Regions from separate parts of the Homo sapiens genome. Here region 1 is linked to region 2. A link is an interaction called in ENCODE POLR2A ChIA-PET data of the cell type or tissue named here. Cell type or tissue: MCF 10A. All regions are shown on one strand. Links, peaks and the distances in the headings refer to the core of each region. The heading gives the core; the rest is flanking DNA.

Evidence for each region. Peaks named below come from ENCODE experiments on the same cell type or tissue, not always from the same donor. Only the 100,000 strongest peaks of a DNase experiment are listed, where the experiment ranks them.
Region 1: POLR2A ChIA-PET joins it to region 2 with 5 read pairs; 7 of 35 experiments call an interaction of 5 or more read pairs at or near these places.

Annotation. Positions count from the first base shown.
Region 1 is chr1:150,184,377-150,189,746 of GRCh38, reverse strand. No RefSeq gene overlaps it. Among named protein-coding and RNA genes, the nearest start is that of LINC02988, 26 kb to the right of the region's middle. RefSeq lists a cis regulatory region at 2,643-2,929. In MCF 10A, for the core only: a CTCF peak has its summit at 2,247 (motif pointing right); DNase peaks (open chromatin) are centred at 2,286 and 2,826.
Region 2 is chr1:149,934,561-149,939,915 of GRCh38, reverse strand. MTMR11 (myotubularin related protein 11) reads left to right here and starts at 3,037. Exons shown (of 17, transcript NM_001145862.2): 1 at 3,037-3,334; 2 at 3,687-3,762; 3 at 4,211-4,332; 4 at 4,557-4,617; 5 at 4,788-4,930. The coding sequence starts at 3,269. OTUD7B (OTU deubiquitinase 7B) reads left to right here. Exons shown (of 12, transcript NM_020205.4): 12 at 1-2,104. RefSeq lists enhancers at 820-879, 3,247-3,771. In MCF 10A, for the core only: a CTCF peak has its summit at 2,599; DNase peaks (open chromatin) are centred at 505, 2,355 and 3,005.

The DNA.
Region 1 (5,370 bases), core at 54-5,053, 250 kb before region 2:
AATGATAAAAAAAACTAGGTCTGAAAATGTTAATAAAGAATGAAATATTTTTAATTATACAAATGTATTTAGGCCGGGCATGCTGGCTAATGTCTGTAATACCAGCACTTTGGGAGGCCAAGGAGGGCAAATCACTTGAGCTCTGGAGTTCAAGACCAGCCTGGGCAATATGGTGAAACCCCGTCTCTACTAAAATTACAAAAATTAGCCAGGCGTGGTGGTGCGTGCCTGTAGTCCCTGTTACTCTGGAGGCTGAGGCACGAGAATCACTTGAGCCCGGGAGGCAGGGAGGTTGCAGTGAGCAGAGGTTGCACCACTGCACTCTAGCCTGGGCGACAGAGCGAGACTCTGTCTCAAAAAAAAAAATTATTATTTTTTGAGACAGAAAAAAATTATTATTTTTTTGATACAGGTTGCTCACTGCAACCTCCGCCTCCCAGACTCAAATGATTCTCGTGCCTCAGCCTCCCCAGAAACTGGGATTACAGGCATGCACCACCAAGCCTGGCTAATTTTTTGTATTTTTAATAGAGACGGGGTTTCACCATGTTGCCCAGGCTGGTCGCAAACTCCTGGCCTCAAGTAATCCACCTGTCTCAGTCTCCCAAACTGCTGGGATTACAGGCATGAACCACTGCTCCCGGCCCGATTATTCTTATTTTTTGTTTAGTTCTTCAGTGAAATCAACTAAGTCAGTGAGAAATTTGATGAGGGGAGGAAGTTAGTGACAGTCCAAACTCCTTTTTTATTTTTTAAATATCAAGTTCTCAGTAATTTGCAAGTGTTAAAATTCATAGAACTAGCCAGGCACGGTGGCTCACACCTGTAATCCCAGCACTTTGGAAGGCTGAGGCAGGCGGATCACGAGGTCAAGAGATCATGACCATCCTGGCCAACATGGTGAAACCCCGTCTCTATTAAAAACACAAAAATTAGCCGGGTGTGGTGGCGGACGTCTGTAATCCCAGCTACTTGGGAGGCTGAGGCAGGAGAATTGCTTGAACCCGGGAGACGGAGGTTGCAGTGAGCTGAGATCGTGCCACTGCACTCCAGCCTGGGAGACAGAGTGAGACTCCGTCTGGAAAAAAAAAATCACAGAACCAAGGTTTATAAGCATAATGCACTTGTATGAAGAATAATCATTCATAGCAGATTGGAATAAACCCTCCTAAATATCTTTCTAAAAGCCAGATTTGAAACTTATTTTGATATTTGATAAGAATTTTCATATTAGGCTGACAATCAATACAGGTTCCTGGTTGGCTGGCATTATTAATGCTGAGCCTTAACGCTTTGCTAGAGCCCCTCTCCTTTTTTTTTTTTTGAGACAGAGTCTTGCTCTGTTGCCCAGGCTGGAGTGCAGTGGGGCAATCTTGGCTCACTGCAGCCTCCCTGCCCCCTAGGCTCAAGGGATTCTCATGCCTTAGCCTCCAGAATAGCTGGGACTACAAGCACCTGCCACTGAACCCGGCTAATTTTGTATTTTTAGTAGAGATGGGGTTTTGCCATGTTGCCAAGGCTGGTCTTGAACTCCTGCCCACCTCAGCCTCCCAAAGTGCCGGGATTACAGGCACGAGCCACCACATCTGGCCAGAGCCCTTTTTTTGAGTACAAATGCTCAGACCTCCCTTCTTCCTTTTCCCTACCACATTCTCTGCATTTGGCTAGAAGGGCAAGCTTTGTTTGTGATGCACTTTGAAAGGAAGTGAAGAGGTCTAAGAGGTAAAGCTGGAACAGAAAGCTAAAGGTGTAAAAAATGTCCCAATGGCCAGGACTTTGCGGGTACGTGGAGGCGGGGAGCTGAAAATCTTAATTCTCTACCTCCTTGTTTTTCATGCAGAAATGAAGTTCTTTATCTCATTCAATGGAATTAGCCCAGAGAAGCCCTTTTCCCTTACAATTTTCAGGTCTAATGTGAATGTTTTGGACAACCTTTAGACTAATACAGTGGATCTCAAGCAGGGGTGATTTTGTTCCCCTGGGGACATTTAGCTGTGTCTGGAGATATTTTTGGTTGTCACACCGGGATGTGTGTGGGAGTGCTACTGCATCAAGTGGGAAGATGCCAGGGGTGCTGCCAAAACGTCCCACAGTGCACAAGACAGCCCCGCAACAAAGGGTGATCAGAATGCCAGTAGTGTGAAGGTGAAAAATCTTGGGTTAATAGGATATTATTTAGTTTTTGACAGATTTTCCATGCTTTGAGGTCAGTTAAAAGGGTAGTGTGTAAAATTTTTATTATAAAAGTATAAACACTAGAGGGCAGTACCTGCCCGATAATTGCAACGGATGTGACTTTGGGCGGGGTCTCTGAAGGAAAAAAAAAAGAAGCTAGTGATTTAGGTAACTGGAAGATAAGTGACTATAGGAGACCCTTAAAGAGGTATTTAAGTAATTTTAAATCAAAAGACAGTTTTGCTTGGTGTGGTGGTGTGCCTGTAGTCCCAGCTCTGCTTGAGCCCAGGAGATGGAGACCTGTCTGGGCAGCATAGCAAGACCCCATTTTTTTTTTTTTAAAGAGTTTTAACAACTACTGCTTCTGAGGTCAGGAAAAGCAGAACAAGCAGTTTTTTCTTCTGCTTTTCTATAATGATGGCTTGTGAGCTTTTGCCAGAGAAGGGAAAATTCACACTAGGTTTTCACACACACAAACACTAACGTCATTGCCACTTACACTTCTATTTGCTCTGATGAGGCAGATGATGGAAAGTCGCTATTCCTAGGGCATGTAGATCATTGTAATGCTGTGAGAGATGTGTCTGGAACAGGGGAACTTGGAGCAGACAGGCAAAACATCACGACTGAGTCCGTTAGACAAGTCAGAATCTGACTCAGCTCTTTTTTTTTTTTTTTTTTTTCCCGAGATGAAAAAAACCTCCAGCCCAGGCTGGAGTTCAGTGGTGCAATCTCTGCTTGGCTCACTGCAACTTCCACCTACCGGGTTCAAGCGATTCTTGTGCCTCAGCCTCCCCAGTAGCTGGGACTACAGGCACGCGCCACCATGCCCAGCTAATTTTTGTATTTTTTTGTTGTAGACATGGGGTTTCACCACATTGGCCAGGCTGGTCTCCAACTCCTGACCTCAGGTGATCCGCCTGCCTCGGCCTCTCAAAGTGCTGGGATTACAGGCATGAGCCACCGTGTACAGCCTGACTCAGCTCTTTTGAAACGGATCAATAATATCTAGTTTGTTGCTTGAAGCTATTTACATTAGCTAGCTATGCAAGAATGTAGTACAATTTTCTGTTTTCTCCTAAGGTTCAGTCCAATTTTAAAAAATGAAACAAATAGGCTGGGCGTGGTGGCTCACGCCTGTAATGCCAGCACTTTGGGAGGCTGAGGCAGGTGGATCACGAGGTCAGGAGATTGAGACCATCCTGGCTAACACGGTGAAACCCCGTCTCTACTAAAAATACAAAAATTAGCTGGGCGTGGTGGTGGGCGCTTGTGTTCCCAGCTACTCAGGAGGCTGAGTCAGGAGAATGGCGTGAACACGGGAGGTGGAGCTTGCAGTGAGCCAAGATTGCCCCACTGCACTCCAGCCCAGGCGACAGAGCGAGACTCCATCTCTAAAAAAAAAGAAGAAAGAAGAAAGAAACAAATGGGGCATTTTTTGTTTTTAGTGTCAGAAATCTGGGCTCAAACCAAGTTTTTGGATATGTTAATATAAGCTGACCTCACCTCTGCCCTCAAATAGGACAAACCATTTGCTAAATTCACATTAAATCTACACATTCCTGGCTGGGCGTAGTGGCTCATGCCTGTAATTCCAGCACTTTGGGAGATCAAGGCAGGTGGACCACTTGAAGTCAGGAGTTCGAGACCAGCCTGGCCAACATGGTAAAACTCTACTAAAAATACAAAAATTAGCCAGGCATGGTGGTGCACGCCTGTAGTCCCAGATACTCAGGATCTGGGCGTGAGCCCAGATCACGCCACTGTAGTCCAGCCTGGGTGACAGAGCGAGACTCTATCTAAAAAAACAAAAAAAAACAAAAAAAAGCCCAAAACTGCACATTTCTTTTTATTTATTATTAAATATTTAAGGTACACAGTGGTATCAAGAATGGACATTGATCGACTTGTCACTCAGTTTAAAAAATGAAACATCAACAATGCAGTTGAAGCCCCCTGTGCATCCTTCTCCAGTTGTATCCTTCTCCTGCCTCCCCCTGACGTCATTCCCAGGTAAATGAGTTTGATGTGGAACATTCCTTTTTGTTTTTTGAGACAAGAGTCTTACTCTGTCACCGAGGCTGGAGTGCAGTGGCACAATCTTGGCTCACTGCATCCTCTGGCTCCCGGGTTCAGTGATTCTCCTGCCTCAGCCTCCTGAGTAGCTAGGGTTACAGATGCGCAACAACACACCTGGCTAATTTTTGAATTTTTAGTAGAGATGGGGTTTCGCCATGTTGGCCAGGCTGGTCTTGAACTCCTGATCTCAAGTGATCCACCTGCCTCAGCTCCCAAAGTGCTGGGATTACAGGCATGAGCCACTGCGCATGGCCTGTTCAGACTTTTATTATATATGTTAAATATGCTCAGTAATATATAATTTCTGCATATTTAAAATTTGTATATAAATGACGTTGTAACTGTTCTTCTGTAATTTGTGTTTTCTCTTAAATAGGTTTGTAAGATCATCCATGTTGATACATGTAACTCCAGTTTTTGTCTACCAACATTTTTGGTATCTGCATACTTGCTAATTCACATAATGATGTTATGAACATTCTCATGTGTAGTTGAGTTATGTGTATGTAAGAGTTCTTTTTGTCTGTTTGTTTTTAAGACAGAGTCTTGCTCTGTCACCCAGGGTGGAATGCAGTGGCACGACTTCGGCTCACTGCAACATCTGCCTCCTGGGTTCAAGCGGTTTTCGTGCCTCAGCCTCCCAAGTAGCTGGGACCACGGATGCGCGACACCACACTCAGTTAATTTTTGTATTTTTAGTAGAGACAGGGTTTCACTGTGTTGGCCAGGCTGGTCTTGAACTCCTGGCCTCATGTGATCTGCCCACCTTGGCCTCCCAAAGTGCTGGGATTATAAGCGCGAGCCACTGTGCCTGGCCTGTAAGAGTTCTTTAGAGCAGGGATTGGCAAACCATGGTCTGGCCCGTGGACCCTCCACCTTTTTTTTGTATGACCCAGACACTAAGGTGGTTTTTACATTTCTGAATGGTTTTTAAAAATGGAAAGACTAATATTTTATGACACATGAAAATTCAAGTTTCAGTGTCCATAAGTAAAGTTTTATTGGAACAGCCATGCTCATGCATTTATATATTACCTAAGGCCGTTTTCAGGCCTAGTGAGTGGTTGTAACAGAGACTGGATGGCGTGCAAAGCCTAAAATATCTGGTATCTAATT
Region 2 (5,355 bases), core at 356-5,355:
GCTCAGCTGCCCAGGCTGGAGTGCAGTGGTGCAATCTCGGCTCACTCCAACCACCGTCTCCTGGGTTCAAGTGATTCTCCTGTCTCAGCCTCCCAGGTGGCTGGGATTACAGGCACCCGCAATCATGCCCGGCTAATTTTTGTATTTTAGTAGAGATGGGGTTTCACCATGTTGGCCAGGCTGATCTTGAACTCCTGACCTCAGGTGATCCGCCAGCCTCGGCCTCCCAAAGTGCTGGGATTACAGGCATGAGCCACCGCGACTGGCCTCTGTGTCTTCCTTCTCCAATGAGTCAGTGCCCCAGACATATAGCCACAGGTGAGAAGACAGAATTAGAAGCCCCTTCCCGGCCTGGAATCACCTGCACTCCAGATTTTTCTAATTTCCTTCTTTCCCTCCAGGCCTTTCAACTATAGATCTGGATGAGTCATGCAGGCATTCTGTCTCTTCTACTTTGCAGACAGCCAGTCTGCAAATCACAGGGTATTTTGCCACCATACATCAGTTGGGTAACAAAATATTACGATGTCCCCATGTAGACTTTCTCTGTGCCATCTCTTGCATTGGCCAAGTGGGTAAGGGGCAGTACAAAAGAGCAACGGAAGCTGGCTGGCAGCAGTTAAGAGGAGTAGGGGTGGGAAGGACCTTGGCCTCTTTCTGTGCTTATAACTGGATCTGTGACTCATCTTGTGAGTCACTCAGCTCCACCTCCCTCCTCCGGCTGCCCCTCCCAGCAGCCTTTACTCCTGGCACAAACCTGCAGCCAGAACAGGATTCTGAAAATGGAAAAATCTGATATAGCCCCTTGCCTCTCCACCCTTCCCTTCATCTAGTGCTTCTACTGGGGGTGTGTGGGGTGGTGAGAGGCAGCCTTAACCCTCAGCTCCTGCCCACTCCATTCCTGGTTAAGTATTGATCCAAATCGCCCAATTCTTTTCTCCTCCTGATTTCCCCCCACCCCGCTTTTTTTTTTTTTTTTTTTTGAGACAGAGTTTCGCTCTTGTCGCCCAGGATGGAGTGCAATGGCGCGATCCCGGCTCACTGCAACCTTCGTCTCCTGGGTTCAAGCGATTCTCCTGCCTCAGGCTCCCGAGTAGCTGGGATTACAGGAGCCTACCACCATGCCTGGCTTAATTTTTTTTTTTTTTTTTTTTTTTAGTTAGAGTCGGGGGTTTCGCCATGTTGGCCAGGCTGGTCTTGAATTCCTAACCTCAGGTGATCCGTGATCCACCCACCTCAGCCTTCCAAAGTGCTGGGATTACAGGCATGAGCCACCACACCCCTACCCCCCGATTTTTTTTCTCCGTGTTCCTCCACTGTCTCCACACCTCAAAGTGCTAAAGAATAGAATGAGGCTCTTGAATGAAGGATGGTGGTGAGAAGGAAAGTGGATAATGGGATTTAAAAGTTATGGTACACACCTCTTCCTATGTCTTTTTTTTTTTTTTTTTTTTTGCGATGGAGTCTTGCTCTGTTGCCCAGGCTGGAGCGTAGTCATTAGATCTTGGCTCACTGCAACCTCTGCTTCCTGGGTTCAAGCGATTCTCCTGCCTCAGCCTCCCAAGTAGCTGGGATTATAGGTGTGAGCCACCACGCCTGGCTAATTTTTGTATTTTCAGTAGAGATGGGGCTTCATCATGTTGGCCAGGTGGTCCTGAACTCCTGACCTCAAGTAATCTGCCTGCCTTGGCCTTCCAAAATGCTTGGGATTACAGGCGTGAGCCACTGCGCCTGGTCCCTATTTTCTTTTTACAACAGACCTTGGGAAATATTTTCTTCCCCCAAGAGGTTGAGGCCCATGGAATGCATTAGGGGCAGGTGGGGTGGTGGTGCTCTGTAGCCTTTAGGACTTCTAGAATCAGGCTTCTGGGCCACCTTCTTAGCAGGTGTATACCTCTTTGTTCCAGACTGACTTTCTGTCTCACAATATCTTCACTATTTCCACAGTTGCAGCCAAGACAGGAAACTGAAAGCTGAGGCCAGAAGGGTGGTGTACTGGGGGGAGGGGAAAATTGAGTGTCACTTTGGAAAACTGGGGCCCCCATCTAAGGATTGCTGCCTCTGTAGATTCAAAAGCAATAAAACAGCAGCTCATTAACTCTTATTTTGTATTTTATTTTCTGTCTTTTTCATGTCTAAATAAAGATTTTTGCTTTGCTGTCCCCAAGTCCCCCTCCTTTAAAGGAGCTGCAGCTCCTTCTCTCCTTGTTCCCAGCTTTCCTTACCCATCTTTGCTTCTAGGGTTGCAGATGGGAGGGACGGGGGATGGACTGCTGAGCTGAAGAGAGGTTTCCAGCCCTCACCTGTGAAAGTCCTGAACATGAATCATTCATTTGGAGATCTGGTGTCTGGGTTGGAGGGGTGGAGTCACATACGGGAATGGGCACTTATTGCCTATTGGTTGTGTATCTACGTGATGGGCAAGATTAACTGGTAAGATCTTTTTGTCCCACCCACATCCCCAAGACTTGCACACAAACTGTACTTGTGTCTGCATCTTGGACACATTTCCATCTCTTTTTATACTTCTCCACTGCAGTCTTCACATGATGTCTGTGTCATGCCCTCTAGAGAAAGATATGCAAAACCACTTTAACCAGTTTCCCTGCTTCCTCACCTAATTCTTGGGCCTCTGCTGACAAAAATCCCCCCAGGTCTAATTTTCATTTTCTTCTGGAAGAGGCGGCAAGGAGGCTTGAACCACTTTCACATTCCTACCCCTCTCCCCGCCCCAAACCCCTTTGAGAAGACAAAAGAACGGAGCTTTTAAGGGAAGTCATCACTGAGACACTCCAGACAGGTAGCCCAGATGATTCCAGCTTCATAATCAATAGAACTGCTCCCCTCAAACGGTCTCCAGTACTCATGAACAGGAAGAGAACAGGGTCTGGGATTGGGGTAAAGAAGGGAGTCGTTTTTCTCTCAGTCCCCATTTCTTCCCCACCCGTCCGTCTCAGACTCCACCGTTTCCTCTCCACTTTTCCAGAATTGTGTGTATTCTCCTTTAAGGGGTTGGGCATCTCTCCCGCCCTCTCCAGAGTCGACTGAAGTTTCCGAGGAGACTTCTCAGGCTGGGCTGGACACACCTTTCCAAGGACCCCCAAACTCTGCTCCGTGCACGTCAAATGCTCCTTTCCCTTGTGTCCAACCCCCTACCCCTCTCCCTAACACCCCTCTTCTCAACAAGACTCAGCCTCTCCCCGAGGTGGGTGAGCATCCTTGAGGTTTCCCACCCTTAACTGCTGTGTCCCCGGATGGAGCCAGAGAAATGTGGTGGGGGGGCCGGGGCCAGAGTTTCAACATTGCCCCCCAGAAGGAGGAGCCAGAGATGGGGGTAAGGAGAAGGAATTTGGGGGGTGTCGGCAAGAGGGTGAGAACGGGGATGAGGTGGAGATAAAAGGGGGAAGCAAAGGCTCTAGAGGAGGAGGAGGAGGGTGTGTCTGTCTATCAGCTTCTGCTGATGGAGCCTGGTCCGTCTTTCTCAGTCTCAAGTTCGTTGTCTCATTATCCATTAACCAGCCCCTCCCTTTACTGTTTACCAGCCCTGTTAGGTCTGGAGCTCCCCACAGACACTGATCTCAGTTTCCCCCGAGAGTGTGAGTGTAGGCCTCTACAGGCAGCTGCCTCTGGGGAGTTGGGGAGCCTAGGGGTTAACTCTAGACCCCCCTCAACCCTCTGGACCAAAGTCTGTCCAGGAAAATAGGATGCCGGAGCCCAGGAGTCGTCAGCCTAGCAGTTGCCTGGCCTCCAGATGCCTCCCAGGTAATAATGCCCTATCACTCTCCAAAGACTTCCAAATTTCATCCTACGCCAATCTTGTTTCATGCCCTCACCAAAGATACCCCTGTGTTCCTCTCGTGGCTCGAAGTACGTCTGCCTGAGGCTCGCTGTCCTCCCTGACAGCCTCTAGAGCTGGCTGAGAGCTGGACCTTGACATTCCTTCTGTTTCCTTGACCCTGTTACCCCTTTTCAAATTTACTTATTCGATACATAGTTAGTGCCTGCTATGTGCCAGGCCTTGTTCTAGGCTCTGTTCTAGTTACAGAAATTAAAAAACATTTATCTTTCCTCATAAGCTTACATTGTAGTGGGCTTTGGGGAGGATTTTAATCTTCCCTATTTAGATCTCCCTTTCTTGGAGGGGTGGGTGTATCCAAGTGTGGGCAACACTGGGAACAGTCATAACAGGGCTTCCCTTCTTCCCCTTTAGGGGAGCAGATCCTAGCATGGGCCCCAGGGGTGAGGAAGGGCCTGGAACCAGAATTGTCTGGAACCCTGATCTGTACCAACTTTAGGGTCACCTTCCAGCCCTGTGGATGGCAGTGGAATCAGGTGAGATGGTTGGGGCCACAGAAATGACAGCTAGTGGGAAATGGGTAGGGGAGTCTAGCAGGATTTAGACAAACATTATGGGTTAAGGGCTGTCTTTTGAATGTATCATTGATAATCAGTGGGAACTCTCTCTAGGGTTGTTGCCCCCTAGAAGGGGTTGGGGCTGCCAGGGTAGGAAAATGAGGGCGATTTCAGATGTCTACCCAGTCACGTGTTTCGTCTAGGACACTCCCTTGAACAGTGAATACGATTTTGCCCTGGTCAACATTGGACGATTAGAGGCTGGTAAGTTGGGGGGGGGTTTGGTGAAGGGGTTCACTGGGGTTGTTGGAACTCCCTCCTCATCCTTCCTCTGTTCTCAGAAAACAGCAGGGATGGAGTGGGATGGGCTGCAAGAGTCCCTTCTGGAGAGACTCTGGTCCATGGTTACACTGTTCTGTACCTCTTGACTTCAGTGAGCGGCTTGTCCCGAGTCCAGCTCCTCCGTCCAGGGTCCCTGCATAAATTTATCCCTGAGGAGATTCTGATTCATGGCCGAGACTTCCGGCTGCTCAGAGTTGGTTTTGAGGCTGGAGGCCTAGAGCCTCAGGCTTTTCAGGTAAGAGGCCCCTAACCTGAGGCTTTCTCCTCACCTCAGAACCTTGGGATCCTCTCCCTGACAATTTCTGAGACTCCTCCAGCCCCTGGGATCCTCTCATCATTCCCCCTGCTTCTCTCAAGGAAAGGCTAAAAGGCTGGGATAAATGATTGCGTGATGAGAGTAAAGAGCCTGCGCTCTAGCCTTACTCTATTAATTACCAGCAGTGTGACTGTGGGCAAGTTTCCTCCTCTGAAAAACCAGGATTCCTCCCAGAATCATCATTCTAGGATTCTGTGGTTCCAGATTTGTTCTCCCGACCCCAGTCCCCATGACCTGAGGAAGCCCCCTTCTCTAGGGACTGTCTTCACTGTTCTTCTTCATTCTTGGCAAAGAGAGTGGAGCAACACATGGGCTCCATTTCCTTCTTTTCACTTACTCAGCCT